2 separate regions of the Homo sapiens genome follow, and region 1 is linked to region 2. A link is a loop called in an ENCODE intact Hi-C map of the cell type or tissue named here. Cell type or tissue: Caco-2. All regions are shown on one strand. Links, peaks and the distances in the headings refer to the core of each region. The heading gives the core; the rest is flanking DNA. Region 1 has its middle 430 kb from the start of CSNK1G3. Region 2 overlaps LINC01170 (long intergenic non-protein coding RNA 1170).

The links. Hi-C counts contacts between places; a loop is a spot of excess contacts. Peaks named below come from ENCODE experiments on the same cell type or tissue, not always from the same donor. Only the 100,000 strongest peaks of a DNase experiment are listed, where the experiment ranks them.
Region 1: a loop joins it to region 2, with 6 times the contacts of the local background. A loop is called at or near these places in 2 of 110 quality-filtered maps.

Annotation. Positions count from the first base shown.
Region 1 is chr5:123,932,696-123,942,027 of GRCh38, forward strand. No RefSeq gene overlaps it. Among named protein-coding and RNA genes, the nearest start is that of CSNK1G3, 430 kb to the left of the region's middle. In Caco-2, for the core only: no CTCF peak of the experiment used is centred there; DNase peaks (open chromatin) are centred at 1,326 and 4,746.
Region 2 is chr5:124,285,774-124,295,105 of GRCh38, forward strand. All of the region lies in intron 4 of LINC01170 (long intergenic non-protein coding RNA 1170), which reads right to left. Among named protein-coding and RNA genes, the nearest start is that of LINC01170, 150 kb to the right of the region's middle. RefSeq lists an enhancer at 4,027-4,990. In Caco-2, for the core only: a CTCF peak has its summit at 4,007; a DNase peak (open chromatin) is centred at 4,128.

The sequences.
Region 1 (9,332 bases), core at 600-8,599, 350 kb before region 2:
TTGGAATAGTTTCAGAAGGAATGGTACCAGTTCCTCCTTGTACCTCTGGTAGAATTCGGCTGTGAATCCATCTGGTCCTGGACTCTTTTTGGTTGGTAAGCTATTGATTACTGCTTCAATTTCAGATCCTGTTATTGGTCTATTCAGAGATTCAACTTCTTCTTGGTTTAGTCTTGGGAGAGTGTATGTGTCGAGGAATTTATCCATTTCTTCTAGATTTTCTAGTTTATTTGCGTAGAGGTGTTGGTAGTATTCTCTGATGGCAGTTTGTATTTCTGTGGGATCGGTGGTGATATCCCCTTTATCATTTTTTATTGTGTCTATTTGATTCTTCTCTCTTTTTTTCTTTATTAGTCTTGCTAGCAGTCTATCAATTTTGTTGATCCTTTCAAAAAACCAGCTTCTGGATTCATTAATTTTTTGAAGGGTTTTTTGTGTCTCTATTTCCTTCAGTTCTGCTCTGATTTTAGTTATTTCTTGCCTTCTGCTAGCTTTTGAATGTGTTTGCTCTTGCTTTTCTAGTTCTTTTAATTGTGATGTTAGGGTGTCAATTTTGGATCTTTCCTGCTTTCTCTTGTGGGCATTTAGTGCTATAAATTTCCCTCTACACACTGTTTTGAATGCGTCCCAGAGATTCTGGTATGTTGTGTCTTTGTTCTCGTTGGTTTCAAAGAACCTCTTTATTTCTGCCTTCATTTCGTTATGTACCCAGTAGTCATTCAGGAGCAGGTTGTTCAGTTTCCATGTAGTTGAGTGGTTTTGAGTGAAATTCTTAATCCTGAGTTCTAATTTGATTGCACTGTGGTCTGAGAGATAGTTTGTTATAATGTCTGTTCTTTTGCATTTGCTGAGGAGAGCTTTACTTCCAAGTATGTGGTCAATTTTGGAATAGGTGTGGTGTGGTGCTGAAAAAAACGTATATTCTGTTGATTTGGGGTGGAGAGTTCTGTAGATGACTATTAGGTCCGCTTGGTGCAGAGCTGAGTTCAATTCCTGGGTATCCTTGTTGACTTTCTGTCTCGTTGATCTGTCTAATGTTGACAGTGGGGTGTTAAAGTCTCCCATTATTAATGTGTGGGAGTCTAAGTCTCTTTGTAGGTCACTCAGGACTTGCTTTCTGAATCTGGGTGCTCCTGTATTGGGTGCATATATATTTAGGATAGTTAGCTCTTCTTGTTGAATTGATCCCTTTACCATTATGTAATGGCCTTCTTTGTCTCTTTTGATCTTTGTTGGTTTAAAGTTTGTTTTATCAGAGACTAGGATTGCAACCTCTACCCCACGGAGTCTCGCTAATTGCTAGCACAGCAGTCTGAGATCAAACTGCAAGGGGTCAGCGAGGCTGGGGGAGGGGCGCCCGCCATTGCCCAGGCTTGCTTAGGTAAACAAAGCAGCCGGGAAGTTCGAACTGGGTGGAGCCCACCACAGCTCAAGGAGGCCTGCCTGCCTCTGTAGGCTCCACCTCTGGGGGCAGGGCACAGACAAACAAAAAGACAGCAGTAACCTCTGTAGACTTAAATGTCCCTGTCTGACAGCTTTGAAGAGAGCAGTGGTTCTCCCAGCACACAGCTGGAGATCTGAGAACGGGCAGACTGCCTCCTCAAATGGGTCCCTGACCCCCTGACCCCCGAGCAGCCTAACTGGGAGGCACCCCCCAGCAGGGGCACACTGACACCTCACACGACAGGGTGTTCCAACAGACCTGCAGCTGAGGGTCCTGTCTGTTAGAAGGAAAACTAACAAACAGAAAGGACATCCACACCAAAACCCCATCTGTACATCACCATCATCAAAGACCAAAAGTAGATAAAACCACAAAGATGGGGAAAAAACAGAACAGAAAAACTGGAAACTCTAAAAAGCAGAGCGCCTCTCCTCCTCCAAAGGAACACAGTTCCTCACCAGCAACGGAACAAAGCTGGATGGAGAATGACTTTGATGAGCTGAGAGAAGAGGGCTTCAGACGATCAAATTATTCTGAGCTACGGGAGGACATTCAAACCAAAGGCAAAGAAGTTGAAAACTTTGAAAAAAATTTAGAAGAATGTATAACTAGAATAACCAATACAGAGAAGTGCTTAAAGGAGCTGATGGAGCTGAAAACCAAGGCTCGAGAACTACGTGAAGAATACAGAAGCCTCAGGAGCCGATGCGATCAACTGGAAGAAAGGGTATCAGCAATGGAAGATGAAATGAATGAAATGAAGCGAGAAGGGAAGTTTAGAGAAAGAAGAATAAAAAGAAATGAGCAAAGCCTCCAAGAAATATGGGACTATGTGAAAAGACCAAATCTACGTCTGATTGGTATACCTGAAAGTGATGGGGAGAATGGAACCAAGTTGGAAAACACTCTGCAGGATATTATCCAGGAGAACTTCCCCAATCTAGCAAGGCAGGCCAACATTAAGTTTCAGAAAATACAGAGAACGCCACAAAGATACTCCTCGAGAAGAGCAACTCCAAGACACATAATTGTCAGATTCACCAAAGTTGAAATGAAGGAAAAAATATTAAGGGCAGCCAGAGAGAAAGGTCGGGTTACCCTCAAAGGGAAGCCCATCAGACTAACAGCGGATCTCTCGGCAGAAACCCTACAAGCCAGAAGAGAGTGGGGGCCAATATTCAACATTCTTAAAGAAAAGAATTTTCAACCCAGAATTTCATATCCAGCCAAACTAAGCTTCATAAGCGAAGGAGAAATAAAATACTTTACAGACAAGCAAATGCTGAGAGATTTTGTCACCACCAGGCCTGCCCTAAAAGAGCTCCTGAAGGAAGCACTAAACATGGAAAGGAACAACCGGTACCAGCCGCTGCAAAATCATGCCAAAATGTAAAGACCATCAAGACTAGGAAGAAACTGCATCAACTAACGAGCAAAATAACCAGGTAACAACATAATGACAGGATCAAATTCACACATAACAATATTAACTTTAAATGTAAATGGACTAAATGCTCCAATTAAAAGACACAGACTGGCAAATTGGATAAAGAGTCAAGACCCATCAGTGTGTTGTATTCAGGAAACCCATCTCACGTGCAGAGACACACATAGGCTCAAAATAAAAGGATGGAGGAAGATCTACCAAGCAAATGGAAAACAAAAAAAGGCAGGGGTTGCAATCCTAGGAGCCATTTTAAGCCACAAAAGAAGGAAAATTATCATAGAAACCAGTTAAGGTTGTCAAGAGGTACTGCCTCTCTTCCTCTTGGGAACGATGTTTTCCCTACTTCTTTGCCTTCATTTTTTTCTCTTTTTCTTTTAGTCCTACTCTAGGAGCTATATTGCTCATCTCCAAATTTCTCTGCTGCCTACAGAGCTGCTTGCTTCTCCGCTGTGGTTAGGGTTTGACTTAGGAGCAGCATAACATCCTGTCATGTCAAATACCTGAGTTAAATTTTGGAAGCTTCTATATACCTATCAGGGTCGTTAGAAATTGGTCTAAGTCTCCCTTTATTTGCCTAAGGTCCTGTAATAAGAAGGAAACTTGAGAGGGCCCCAAATAAGGGGGATCCTCAGATTGTTGCCCTGGCAGATGCTTCTCTAACTTTGGAGAATCATTCTCTGTAGGCCTGCCTGATAGGACTACTGAAACAGCTAGGTTGATTTTGTAATGCTTGCCAAAGTCTGGGTTGTCTCTCAGACCTTGGCAAGCAACACTGGGTTGTGTAAAAAAAAGTGCAAACAACAACAACAACAACAACAACAAAACCTGTACAGAAGTCACCTTGGGCCATTTGCCTTCCTGTCTGCAAAAAAGATCTAATTGTTGGATAATATTAAAATTAAGGCTCCTTTCCACAGGCCAAGCTGGTTCAAGAGGATAAGAAGACCATGCCCTTGTCCGAAAGAAAATGAGCCGCTTTTTCTCTAAAGTTTCAGGGTGAAAGGAGTTGCAGTGCTTCAGAATGCACTCCAGGGGAGTGTAGGCTGAAGATGATACCCAGCTAGAAACAGAAGTGAGAAAAATTCATCTCGTTAGTCTCCTTCCTTTTGGTGTGACCTGGGATGGAGAGGAAGACAGTGGGGGCATCCCCCCTGCTGTTTTCTCCCCATGGTTCCTGGGTCCTGGCACCTTGTTGAACATGTGACTCATGGTGGCAGGTGTGACCCCCCCCAGCCATGGAACCAGAGGAACTAAGCCATTGGGGTTAGTCGCGCTCACCCAACTGGCTCTAGTTCTCTGCCTGTGATTTCTCTGACTTCCTAGACTTTTGTGACCTGCCTGGCTCCCTGAAAAATGGATCTCAAGAAAAGCTACATAATAGTTGGTCAAGGCCCCTTTAATGAAGGGGGTGTGCTAGATTGAACTCTATATCCTGCTATTATGGCCTGTGCTGAAGTGTTTACTCTTAGAGAATGGTTCCGGTTAACTTCTGAACTTAAAATCTCCTTTCTAATTAAGTGCCACTCTAAATAGAAGCAGAATAAGTGCCTTAAAAGAATGTAGCAACCAAATGACCATTTTCCTTCTGATGGGACAGTATTGAGACTAAAATTTGGCTTTGGAGGGAATTTTACCCCTAATCGTTGAAGGCCGAATTTTCCCATTTACAGAAGCAGCACGAAGCCTGGTTTTTAGTAGAGAGGCGCAAAAAGGGAAGAGAATTGGGAAGCAAGGGTGTTTCAGTAAAGGACTGACAATGTGCCTCATGGAGAGGATCTCTATTCCACTAGGTGGTGCTGTTGACCTTGAAACACCATGTGCTCTCCAGACCAAGGGTGGAGAGAGACCTGGAAATGCCACGTGCTTTCCAGACCAAGGGCAAAGAGAGATGCTCAGTGTCCAGGCGGCAGGGTGGGGGTTGGGGACGGTCTCTGTCCTTAGAAAATCACAAAGATGCCTTCCCCTGAGGTATATTTCCAGTTACTATTACATTCTTTGATCTTGCCAAACAAGATTACTTCCCTGAACTATAGAACTTCCCACACATTGCATACACAGAGAGGATAAGAGGTACGACGATTGCGGACAGAAAAGGAAGAAATTATGATAGGAAAGTGGGAGATCCTGTTGTTGACACCCCATTGGGGCGGTCAGAGGCTGGGGTGAGTCCAGAAGTCTTTGGATAACACTGGCGGGACCCCTGGCCAGAAATCCTCAGTTGCCACAGGACTTCTTCCAGTCCCACGTGACGGCTAAGTCCTTCATGAAAAGAAGCTGGTTTAAACATAGCCAATATGCCCAGCAACCCTTGGGTATTGGAGAATTCTCCATGTTCTTCCGAGCAAGCCTGTTCCCGAATCTTGTAAGGCTGGCATTCATGCTAATCATTTTTAAATGGCTGAAGGGATTCCAGTAATTGGTTTTATTTGGTTCTAAAATGAAGGCCAAAAGCCTCAGAATAAAAGGACAGAGTTGGAGTCCTCTCCTCTACTCTCATCATTTTGATGAATGTTATACATTGGTATCCCAGACGAGCCCCCATTTTGAAGTGGCTATGTTGTCTGGGGTGTGTATACACTGGGGTTTGTTGTCACGTGCCAGGAAAATTTAGGATATGGACACACATGAGGAGTTTAGGAGCAGAGGTTTAATGGGTAGGAGAGAAGACAAAGAGAAACAGCTTCCTCTATAGAGGAAGGGGTCTCCAAGCGGAAAAGACCAGCTGGTGGTGAATCCATCGAGTTTTATAGTCCAGTTTGAGGAAGTGGTGTCTGATTTACATAGAGCTCATAGATTGGTTTGATCAGATATGACGTTTGCATGGTGCGCAGGGAAGCCTAATCTTTTTATGCAACTGGGCTTTCCAGTTGATTAGCGCCATCTTGTCTGCTCCTTTACAGTACACCTGGCTGGCAAAGAAGGGAAGATGGAACCACCATCTTGAACATACCTAATCCTTAGTTCCTGCCAGCATCCACCTGTGCAAACTTCCAGCTTGCAGGGTGCTTTTTGTTAGAAAATGATTTGGGGCTGCTTTTCATTAAAAATAAAAGCCTTACTGAGGACTCCCATACCCTTGCTCTCTGCCTAAGTGATTTTTTCTTAACTCTTATATCAGTGATTTATTCTTTAAATGTAGGGGTGTGTGGCTTAACATTTGTCTAGTATGCCCTTTGGTCCTGTTTTTAATTTGATATCTTATTGCCCCAAAAAGTCTGTTCTTTCAGCCATACAATCTCTATTTTTAACATGAATGCTGGTCAGTTGTGTCTAAACTCAAAAAGGGAGAAGGTATAATGAGATATGTCTGACCTGCTGTCCTGTCACGGCTGGGAACTCAGTGTTAAGGTTTTTTTGGAGTTTCCTTGGCCACAGGGCGTCCCTTCAGTCAGTGGGGGGCTTAGTATTTTACGTTTATAGGCATTAGAAGTTCATTACAATTTTAGCTGGTTTGTCTTTACCTTCATCTGCGGTGGATTTCTTCTTGTCCTACAGCTCTTCCAAAGCTAAAAACCCCCAAAGTTTTTCTCTCCTCAGATGAGCTTATCATGATTAAAATTTACCTCATTTAGATATCTTTGTGCCTTGGGCTTTGTGATTTTAAAAACTAAAACAAAACAAAACTAGAATCTTATTGCTTATCCAGCTTGTTCTCATTATTAGGATAGTAGCAACAGTCTTTTTGTGGCTTTCTACATCTTAATTGGTAGTAGAGTGACCCCACTGGAATTTTCCTGGGAAACTAGTGTTAAGCTAATTAATAATTTTGGCAAAAATTGATAACTCAAAGTATCCAAACTTACCATCCTGAAACATACTCTAACTCTCCACTTAAATGTTTATATAGTTTGACCTGGGTCCTAGTTTTAGCCATTGATCCTAATAATTTTTTCTTAAAGAGTAGTTAAAGATAAGAATGTTTGAATATAGCAGCATTTTTGTTATGTGTAAAACTGAAAAAGCCTAAATGTGTAATAATATGAATGATTTAATACATTACAATTCTTTCCTGTGTTGAATTTTTTTAGTGAAGAAAAATCACATTTTTGACGCCTGTATAACAACATGGAAAAAGTTCAGGTTTTATTTTTTCAAAACATACTTATTGAGAATTTGTTAAATTTCAAATATCATAGCAAGGGCTAACTATGCCTAGATAAATAAAATATACAATGTTTCTGTCTGGATTGAGTTTATAATCTGGTGGAAGAGATAAAGAAGCAAACAAATATAAAATCATAAACCTTGATGTAATACCAAGTAAATGAAAGGGATGATATTTCTAATATCAATCTGTTAGAAACATAAAACCAAATTAATTAGAAAGATGCGGTCATATAACAAGTGGAAAGAAAAACAGTTCAGGCAGTGGGAACAGCATGTGAAGACCCTAGAAAGAGCTAGAGCTGCATATATGGTTTTTGGATTAATGGAAGGTTGCAGGACTAAAAAAAACACATTCAGCAAATAGGGGAGTCAGGACGTAGAAGACTGAATAGAAGTCAGAGATCTGTCCATTCACTGCTTTGCAAGGCTTCAAAGGCAAGGGGTTTAGATTTGTTTCGTAGTGAAAGTGTTTCTCATGTAAGTGTTTGAACTGATTTTAAACACAATCTGGTTTATGTTGTTGCAAAAATAAAAAGTCTTTTGAGTGGAGAATTGATGAAAGAGAGGCATAAGTAAGAAGACTAGACAAGAGGCTACCTGGTAGTCCAGGTGAGAAAGAAAAGTGGCATAAATAGATTGCAGTTTCTTTCATAAACGGCGTCAATATCTGAGACATGTTTTGGAAGTAGAATGGCTAGGATTTTCTAATAATTTGGATGGGGGCATGAAAAGAGAAGTCAGGGTTGATTTCCAGGTTTGTGGCTTAAGGAGAAAATAGGTGGAAAGTGATACTAATTTCTGAGATAAGGGAGATGAAGAGATAGAAAGTGTAGGAAATGGGATGCTTTAAATCAAGTCCTTTGTTTTAGATATGTTGATCTTCATATCCATGTGGGGCTGCCAGCCAGGAAGTTGGATTTGAAGCTGATGGGGAGGTTTAAGCTGAGGCTAATTTAGGAAGCTGTCAGCACATATTTTTAAGTGAGAAAAAGCAAAGCATAATAAAGTATGTATTTTGTGATCTCAATTATAGTGAAGCATATGCAACTATATGCAAAATACAATGTTATTGGCAGTTGTCTATGGGGGTGGAATTATGATTGGATTTCCTTCTTTCTTTGTGACCTTCAATATTTACTGAATATATAAACAAATATTACTTTAAAGGTAATTTATTAGAAGTATTCAGGAGTACAATATAGTCTCTGAGACTCTAGGAATAGCTACTGCTTCCTTCTTTCTTATGATTTCCTTGACCCTCTCTGCATATTGATTTCTCTCCTCCACTCAAAACATTGGGTTTCAATAAGAAAAAAAGCCATCTAAAATACTGTAATAGTCTTTTATTATTTGGTGGTTAGTGTTATAGAAGAGAAACTGAAGTCTTTGTACTTTCTTTTCAATCTACAAACATATATAATAATTCTTGGTATTTGGCTATTATTTTTTCTGTTATTGTTGAATATTTTCAATATGCATTTTCAGAATTTAAAATTTTTTTTACCAATAAATTATTTTCTATTTTTTTTAGAAGTACTAAACTTCATGCCAAAGGATTTATCTATTGAGTATATATGTACACCTCCCACCAACACACACATTGGTCTTCTTTTTGAGCTTCCTTTAATGTCTTTCATCTTTTCTTTAGTTATTTCATTGCCTTTCCTTTTTTTGTGTCTTTTGTATAAGACTTGCCTTTTTGGGAGGTTCCAAGATGACTGAATAGGAACAGCTCCTGTCTACAGCTCCCAGCATGAGTGACACAGAAGATGGGTGATTTTTGCATTTCCAACTGAGGTACCGGGCTCATCTCATTGGGGCTTGTCGGACAGTGGGTGCAGCCCACAGAGCATGAGCTGAAGCAGGGTGGGGAATCACCTCAACTGGGAAGCACAAGGGGTTGAGGAATTCCCTTTCCTAGCCAAGGGAAGCCGTGACAGGCAGTACCTGGAAAATTGGGACACTCCCACCCTAATACTGTGTTTTTCCAACAGTCTTAGCAAATGGCACATCAGGAGATTATATCCCGTGCCTGGCTCGGAGGGTCCCATACCCATGGAACCTTGCACACTGCTGGTACAGCAGTCTGATATCAAACTGCAAGGCAGCAGCGACGCTGGGGGAGGGGCGTCCGCCATTGCTGAGGCTTGAGTAGGTAAACAAAGCAGCCGGGAAGCTTGAACTGGGTGGAGTCCACCACAGCTCAAGGAGGCCTGCCTGCCTCTGTAAACTCCACCTCTGGGGGCAGGGCATAGGCAAACAAAAGGCAGCAAACACTTCTGCAGACTTAAACATCCCTGTCTGACAGCTTTGAAGAGAGTAGTGGTTCTCCCA
Region 2 (9,332 bases), core at 925-8,924:
GGCTCACTATTCTCCAACACAAGCTTCAAGAGCTAGGTTTATAGCCCAACTCTGAACTTGGCCTCTATGTGTTCCAGCTTGATCTCTCCAAGCTGGTGAAAGTCCTTGTTTATGTCTCATTTTCTCAATATTTACCTTTACTACTTCTTCCCCTTCATCTCATCAGTAGAGCAAACTACTGCAGGGAAGAATTCTTCCTCCCCCTTTGAGTGTTTGAGTCTGCTAAATAAATGGACAGCATGCAGATTAACAGAAGAAGAAAAGGCATACAAACATGTTGACATGTGGGAGGTTGAGCAGGAAGATTGCTTGAAGCCAGGAGTTTGAGACCAATCTAGGCAACAAAGCTAGACCCCTGTCTCTACAAAAAAAAATTTGAAAATTAACAAAAAAATAGACGGGCATGATGGTGCACACCTGTCATCCCAGCTACTGGAAAGGCTGAGGCAGGAGGATCACTTGAGCCCAAGAGTTTGAGGCTGCAGTGAGCAATTAATAGAATTGTGCAGCTGCACTCCAGCCTGGGCAACAGTGAGATCCTGTCTCTAATAAATAAATAAATAAACGGAAGATCACTTGAGCCCAGGAGTTTGAGGCTGCAGTGAGCTATTAATATAATTGTGCAGCTGCATTCCAGCCTGGGCAACAGTGAGACCCCATCTCAAATAAATAAATAAATAAATAAATAAATAAATAAATAAATAAATAAATAAGCACAGGAGCCATACAAAATATGAGACTCAAAGAAGGGCCAGATGATTGAGGGGCTTCATATCCTCTTCAATGGGGAGAGAGAAAGGGAAGATGTAGGAAATTGTGAGGGGTAGTAAAAGATTTTTCAAGGGAAAAGAATAAGCCCAAAGAACAGATAATGAAAGGCGTGGGACAATGTTCCTCTGAGCTCTGGAATAGGTGGCAAGAAGGTGAGGGGCAGAACTTCATTGTGAACAAAGGTTATTTGTTACGCAGATAAAGTCTCTCAGGTAATTTCTCAGAGCTGCCCTCAGAAGAAGAGATGAAAACTCTGTCAAGGTGTGGGGTTTTCCTGTAGTCTTTTTTCCTCCCCAGTGGTTAATCTTTCCTAGTCATTTGATGAGATTCCTAGAGAGAGGGTCTTTAAACAATTGCATTTCTTTTGGAAAGATGTTTCCTAGTAAGATGAAATTTTAGTCCCTCCCTGTGCTTAGCAGGAGGAAAAACAAGAGAGAGTTAGAAAGTCCTTGGTTCTGAGGCAGCTTCTAATGCCTTCCAGCTTCTTTTCATTTGAAGTGCTCAGCACGTCAAAGCACCATACTTTGGGGTATCATTCTCTATGCTCTGTTGGAGCTCAGAGAGTGATAACCCTAAGTAAAGGCCACAGAAGCAGCCTCAGAAGCAAAGATCTTTTTCTGAATTTCTTCTGCCCTCCTGTCTCTCAGTCTCATTCTCCCCTAAAGCAAGCTATAGAAACTGGAATTCCTCTTCCCCAAGGTGGGTCATAAAAACCAGAACCCCTTTTCCCCAAAGCCAGTCATAAGAATGAAAAAGATTACTCTTTCTATGTAAGAACTGGCCATAAAGAAATTCTCTGACCTACCATATTTGATTATAGGTCATAAAAGACCCATTCCAGAAAGGGTCCTGCCCCATAGCTAGAAGAAAGGATCACTGCACAGAGAGGCCAAGAAGAATCTGAACAGACAAGTCTTTTTAAAAAATATTTTTAAATATATATATATTTTATAAAATAGAAACGGGATCTCAGTATGTTGCCCAAGCTGTCTTGAACTCCTGGGCTCAAATGATGCTCCTGCCTCAGTCTCCCGAAGTGTTGGGATTACGGGTGTGAGCCACTGCACCCCACCTGAACAGACAGGTCTTGCTGCTCCCACCTTCTATTACCATTAGATCTACCTTTTTTGTACAATCATATTACTACATGGCTGTTCACGATTTATTAAACCTAAGCATAAAAATGAATACTTCATCCTGGGTCTTTGAAGCTCCCATGTCCTGTGAAACTATGATTAAATAAATGTATTATGCTTTTCTCTTGTTAACCTGTCATTGTTACAGGGATGTCAGCCATGACCCTTGTGTTGGAGAGGAAAGGGACCTTTCTGCCCTGCCCTCACAGCCCCAACACGACACAGACTTGGGATGATACAGTCTAACCACCACATCCACTCTCACCACTTTAACATAAGTCCAGCTGGGGAAACAGGAGCAGAACAACCATGAGGCAGAGCATTAAAAAAGACAGTGACTCAGTGATATCCAAACCATTTGACCTGCTGCTGCTACAGATCAGCACTCTGCCCACAGAGATGCACGGGAACTGACTGGCTCCCCCTACCCCCTTCTTGGCTCCCCACCATTCGCTTCTCACAGCTGTGTCCCTGTTCACTACTCAGGCTCCTACCTGTCCCCTCCACATTTTTCTTTTTTTTTTTTTTGAGATGGAGTTTTACTCTTGTTGCCCAGGCTGGAGAGCAATGGTGCGATCTCAGCTCACCGCAACCTCCACCTCCTGGGTTCTCCTGCCTCAGCCTCCCAAGTAGCTGGGATTACAGACATGTGCCACCATGCCCAGCTAATTTTGTGTTTTTTTTAGTAGATATGGGGTTTCTCCATGTTGGTCAGGCTGGTCTTGAACTCCCGACCTCAGGTGATCTGCCCTCCTCTGTCTCCCATAGTGCTGGGATTACAGGCATGAGCCACTGCACCTGGTCCAGCCCCCCTCCACATTAATGAATGATGCCACTTCTGTGTCTCCAACCTCAGCTAACCCTCTTGGTGAGTGTAGCCTTTCTTTTCTCTGCCAAATAAATCCATTCAGAATTCTCTGAGTTAAAAAAAACAGCACGGCCCTTTTGATACTACCTTGGCCTTGAGATCAGCTCACCCCTTCCTTCAACTGGCCTTATATACAGAACCTGGAAAAAAGGTATAGCTTAAAAAATAAATCATGATTCAGCAAACTTCTGTGCATAGAGTCCCATGACTCCACCCATTTTTGCTTTCATGAAAAATCTTTCTTAAGGGAAAAATTTGACCCAAGGCACAATGAATTCCTGCAGTTAACAGCAGGCTTGGGCTATTGCACCCTGGCCAACTATTCCTACAGAAATTGGTGTTCTTTATCCGATTCCCTTGGCCTTTGTCTTATCTGGTTTCTGTCCTTATTTTCCACTATCAAGGGAGTATTGCTTCTCTCCTCTCTCCCCTCCTTTGCAGCTTCATAATTGTTTTGAACTCCTCCATCTGTATCTCTTACTGTGGGTTCTATGCTTAAGATGGGTCCATTGTTAATGCAGGTTCGTGTTGACTTTCTACACAATCCTGTGCCTCTTCCAATGGCTGGAAGGTTTTTGCTAGATATGCTTATAAATGTTTGTATGTGGGAGGAGGTTGTCATTATTTTTAAAGCAAAAATCTCTTATAGCACTGTGAAGCCCTTGCCAGGGGAAGTCACAATCTGGCTGCCTCTTTACCAGAAAAAAAACTACATCCCGTCATTCCTTGAGCCGTGGCCAGGGCCAGCATGTGGCACTGGCCTGGGGCCAAGAGGACTCTGCTACTGGCAGGGAGGTGGTGACAGGCTGAGGGGGCTCAGAAGCCTCTCATCACACTTTCTCAGGGAAGTGGGTCCAAATTCATTTCCCTGGTTCATGCATTCCATTATACTCAAAGCCAGCAAGCACCACATAAAGTGACGATTTTTAAGTACACTTAAAACTAGAGTATTGTTTTCTCATGATTGCGTTCAGTAAATTATGGGGGAGGAAAGGTGTCGGGAGCTTTCTCGGCCCAGAAACGTGTAGTTACGCCTTGGGGATTAGGAAATAAAATGAATGCTGGTGATCTGGCCTCCAGGTGGAGGCGAAGAGAGAGAGGAGGTGTTACATGTTTCTTTGCCAAGTGCTGGTTCTGACTTGCCAGGATCTTGCTGGAGTAGCTCCTGCTTTCCTGGGAAAGTCCAGCATCCAAATGGCACCAGCCAGATGTGAGAAAACCCTACAAGCTGCCCACAGCCCCTCCTCTGGCTGGGAACTGAAATGGCAAGTCCACCTGGCTTTGTAAAAACAAAGAGGTCCTTCTCTCTGCCTGTAGCTTTATGGGTTGGCAGGTCCGGAAAAGCCTCCCTTTGATCTTGAGCTTTGAAGGGATCAAACAAGCTGCTTTAATGGGCAGGAATGCAGCTCTGAAAATCCTACCTTTTGTCAGTAAAGCATTTCTCTTTTTCCTCCTGGGGCAGGTGCAATGGAGGATGTAGTCTGCTTTCCAGGCCCTGAGCCAGATGTTCCTTCTTGCAACAAGTAGAACAAAGGAGCGAAAGTGAGATCAGGGCAGCCACTGACAAGGCCTTGTCCACAAATGAGCTTTGCCAGGTTTGAGAGTTAGTTCTTGATGTGTTCCTTCCTGAAACCTGCTTTAACTACACTGCATTTTACAAAGGCCAGAAATCAGCTGCTTTGGTGTTAACTGTGCTGATCATGACTTCTCCAAGCTTTTAGATTTTGTTTGGAAGAAGGCTCACCTTTAAGCAATGGGATTTGGGCTAACATCCTTTGATTTATGAGATATGCTTTCCAACCCTTTACAGCCTAGGATCCCAGACTCCTTCTCAATGCCAAAACAGCCTTTAAATAACCACTTTTCTTCCCTTAGCCTATGCTGCTACTATGACAGCAGAAATAGAAAAAAGAAAAATTGGATCATGTTTTTGTTTCATGAGGACCATTCCAACATCACTCTAAAGAGATGCTGTTAACATCTCACATCAGATAGAGAATACATTTCTCCAGCTTACCTGAAATAAGTAGATTCACCACATCCTCTAATACCTGAATAACTAGAACACTGCTCCCTTATAAAATGTTTTCTAGAAATTGCCTTAAATGCCTTTAGGGAAGAGATACTGGTGATTATGCCTCCAAATGATTCCATAACTATTCAAGCTGGCAGTTGAAGTTTTCTTGGTGATTCTTATTTTCATTAAGCATCTTTTGAAACTGGATCCCCCAAGGTAGGTTCTGCAAATCCCTAGACCCAGGATATGTTCCTTGAAGAGAGTGCTCCGTGGCCAAAGTAATTAGCAAAACATTTGGGTTTTTTGTCTGTTTTATTTTTTAAATTTATTTTATTTTTTTTAGAGACAAGGTCTCATGTTGTCACCCAGGCTATAGTGCAGTGACCTGATCATGGCTTGATACCCCCTGCCCACAGGGACTCAAGTGATCCTCTTGCCTCAGCCTCTCGAGTACCTGGGACAACAGGTGCATGCCACCATGCCTGGTTAATTTTTCTATTTTTTTTTTTTTTGGTAGAGACAGGGTTTTACTATGTTGCCCAGGCTGGTCTCAAACTCCTGGGCTCAAGAGATCCTCCTTCCATGGCCTCCCAAAGTGCTGGGATTGCAGGCATGAGCCACCACACTTGGCCCAGTTAGGGAAACATTTGAATACCACAGTTTTCTCTTGAAATTCTCACTGTGCATTCAATATAAGTCTCCTAGAAGAGACTTGTTAAATACCATTTAACCTATGTTTTCCCAAATCACTTGGCCAGGGGGAATGTTTTGCCACATAATGTTTAATATCCCTAGAACTAACTCTTGGGAAAACAGACTCTGATATATTTTTCCTTAGAGCACAATCATAGGATCTACCTGTAGCACTCTCTTAACAGATTTGCAGATTTGTTCCTAGGGACTGTGACTTGATAGATCAGAAGTGGGATCCAGGATTTTAAACAAGGACCCTAGGTGATTCTTATAGTGAGCTCAGTTTGAGAAATTCTGGCTTTCTATATACCTACCCTCTGCACTTCCTACCTGTCCCTCCCCCCACATACAAACACACAAATATATACATGCTAGTTATGAAAACACACCATAAAATATACAAACCCCTGAAGGTAACAGAGATAATTTCTTCTTGCAGAAAGGAGGCAGACATAATGTAGGCAAGTTGAAGCACACAAAGTGCACCTTCTTATTGCCAAGCCTTTAAGAATAATGAGCATATTAGCCTAAGAGAGTACAGAACAAGTCAGCCACACCAGATGCCCAGGAGGTGTCACAGGACAGTGGTGAAGCTTGCAGACCTAGAATGAGGTCCCCCCAACCCAGGTTTGTGACCCCTACTCTGCTGCTCTACATTTTCCAAGCCTCAATTTCTTCATGTGCAAATCAGGAATGATTAAAAAAATAGTATTTCCCTTACATAAAGTATTATAAAGGGCTAAATGAGACAACACAAGGAAATTGTTTGGTATAACACCTGACATGTTGTGCTAAGCAATTTGCTTAATATTTGCTATTATTTTTAAGCAAACATTTTAGGAGGCATGAAAATACATGAAAAAGGAAAAGTGAGGGTGGAGAGAGCCTGTCTTTGGATACTCAGAAAATCACCCAGCAGAAGTCTCTTCTGAGTAAAACACAAAATAGGACATGGCAAGCTTGCTTTTTGCCTTATCTCTGTTGCTATCAGTGGCTCCCAGACTCCTACAGTTTGAGTCGTTTAGCATTTCTGGATATTTCCCTTGTTCCCCATGCTTTTAAGCCTTCCGAGTTCCAGGCCACCAGCACCCAGGGCTCACCTCAACTTCCCCAGCAAACCAATGCAACGCAGCACAAAAAGGGTTACAGGCATGTTTCTAAACAAATAAGAACTGCCAAGGCTTGGTGCTGATATGAAATTATAATCAACCATTCACAGATTGGTAGTATTTATCATGTTGTTAGCATTGTAAATTTGTACCATTGTAGATAGGAGTCACACAGCTTGGGGCCCTGTACCTTCACCTATTGTTTTCCCCGTGTTATGATAAATTTCCAGCAACACTTGATTAAAACTGCCAATTTGTTGGGAATAAAGAGAATCTCTCGACACCACCAGGACTAATTACGTTGTCCTTGCCAAAGGGGTAGTTGAATAATTGCATGCGATTATTGCACAGGCATGGCGCTTTTCACATCAGTAGCAAAGCAATGAAGATTGATTCCCTTTAATTAATCATTCAAAAATAGCCCCCTTGTATCATTCCCCAAATAGGAGGGAGCATGTTCCTACATCTTTCTTCCAAAAGATGCCTGGATGCAATTGGTTCCCTGATGAGATATCAAAATGTGTGTGCCTGTCCGAGATAGGAGGACCTTCTCCGTAATTGATTGTGGAGCCTATTCAGATTCTTTATCCTCTGTTCTGAACTCTCTTTGTAATCTGAACAACCTGGAGCACATTTACATAGCTTTCATTAATTGTACTCTGGCTTCTCATTAGAAAAGAAGGCAACAACTTTTATCAGATCCATATAGGCTTTATTTTACATATCTGCTAACATAATACATTGGGCTTACGTACTCTTAGTGTTTGGTATGGAGAACCAAAGGCTTTATAGGACCCTATATTATTAGAAGGCATTGATATACATTCTTACGTATTATTTGCACTGTTTGTTTCTTCCTTTTTCCCACAATCTCCAAATTCAGCCTTGTTTATGTTTTTTATTGTTGTTTTTGCTTGTTTCTTTTTGGGTTTTTTTTTTTTTTTTTTTTTTTTGAGACAGGGTCTCACGCTCTGTCACCCAAGCTGGAGAGCAGTGGCACAATCACAGCTCACTGCAGCCTCCACCTCCCAGGCTTAAGCAATCCTCCCACCTCAGCCTTCCAAGTAGCTGGGACTACAGGTGTGTACCACTATGCCTGGCTAATTTTTGTAATGTTTGTAGCGATGGGGTCTCTCCATGTTGCCCAGGATGGTCTCAAACTCCTAGGCTCAGGTGATTCTCCTGCCTTGGCCTTCTAAAGTGCTGGGATTACAGGTGTGACCCACCAGCCCAACCTTGTTTATGTTTCGAAAACCCTATGTCAGCCAGATGCAGTGGCTCATACCTGTAATCTCAGCACTTGGGGAGGACAAGGCGGGTGGATCACGAGATCAGGAGATCAAGATCATCCTGGATAACACAGTGAAGCCCCTTCTCTACTTAAAAATTAGCCGGGCATACTGCCATGTACCTGTAGCCCCAGCTACTCAGGAGACTGAGGCGGGAGAATTGCTTGAACCTGGCAGGCAGAGGTTGCAGTGAGCTGAAATCACACCACCATACTCCACACAGCCTGCGCAACAGAGCAAGACTCTGTCTCAGAAAAAAAAAGAAAACCCTATGTCTAGTTTCTCAACTCAGCCTTTTAAATATAAAGATACACTATAGTGATATCTTGAAATATTGCTTGTTTTTTTCACACACCCTTATCACCATGGTTGTTAAAAGTCTTTGCTTTGGAAAAAAAAGATTTAATTAGCAATATTTATTGATGGTGTTCTGCAAAAGAATTGTCCTTGATGTTTTGTAGTGATGCTGAAGAAGGAGGATGATATGGTTTGGCTCTGTGTCCCCACCCAAATCTCATCTCAAATTGTAATCCCCACATGTCAAGGGAGGAACATGTAATCCTCACATGTTGAGGGAGGGAGGTGATTGGATCATGGGGGCAGTTTCCCCCATGCTGTTCTCGTGATAGTGAGTTCTCACCAGATCTGATAGTTTTATAAGCATCTGGCATTTCCCCTACTTGCACTTCTCTCTCCTGCTGCCTTGTGAAGAAGGTGCCTGCTTTCCTTTCATCTTCTGCCATGATTGTAAGTTTCATTGGACCTCCCCAAATATTTGGAACTGTGAGTCAATTAAACCTCTTTCCTTATTAAATTATCCAGTCTCAGGCATTGCTTTATAGCAGTGTGAAAACAGACTAACACAGAGGATTGTACTGCTAATTGGGAGCAAAATTGTGATGTGCAAGATATCCACTATGGGCACATCTCCACTTTCCACACCTGGCTCTCACCATCTCATCTCTCTTCCGTCGTCAGAAAATACCATATTAACACATTTTTATGTATACCAATTTTCAACATTTTAAGTCACTAGAGGAATAGAGCAAGTGTCCATCTCAGCATAGGCACCCCCTTCGTTTTTGCTCTGCACCTTTGTCTCTGAAGCTTTTTCTCCTTTTCATTTCACCTCTACCCTCCCCTACTCTGTGGACCAAAGCCCTTGCTCTGTGCCCTTGCTTGTATGGGGTTGTCTTTTTAGTAAATTTTAGAAACACCAAACTTGAGAGTATCTCAAAGAGCATCTATTCCAACTCGTTGAATATACAGATGAAAAAACTGAGGTCTCAGAAGAAGTGATCCCTCAGTGAATGTTCAACAGGGCAAAATAAAAGAAAGGAGAAAGAATTATGGGTCAGCTGAACCACAGCTTAGGATAAATACTACAGGTTTTGAAGTCAGCCCTGTATAAAATCTCAATGCTGGCGCTAATGTGTATCCCTTGAACCT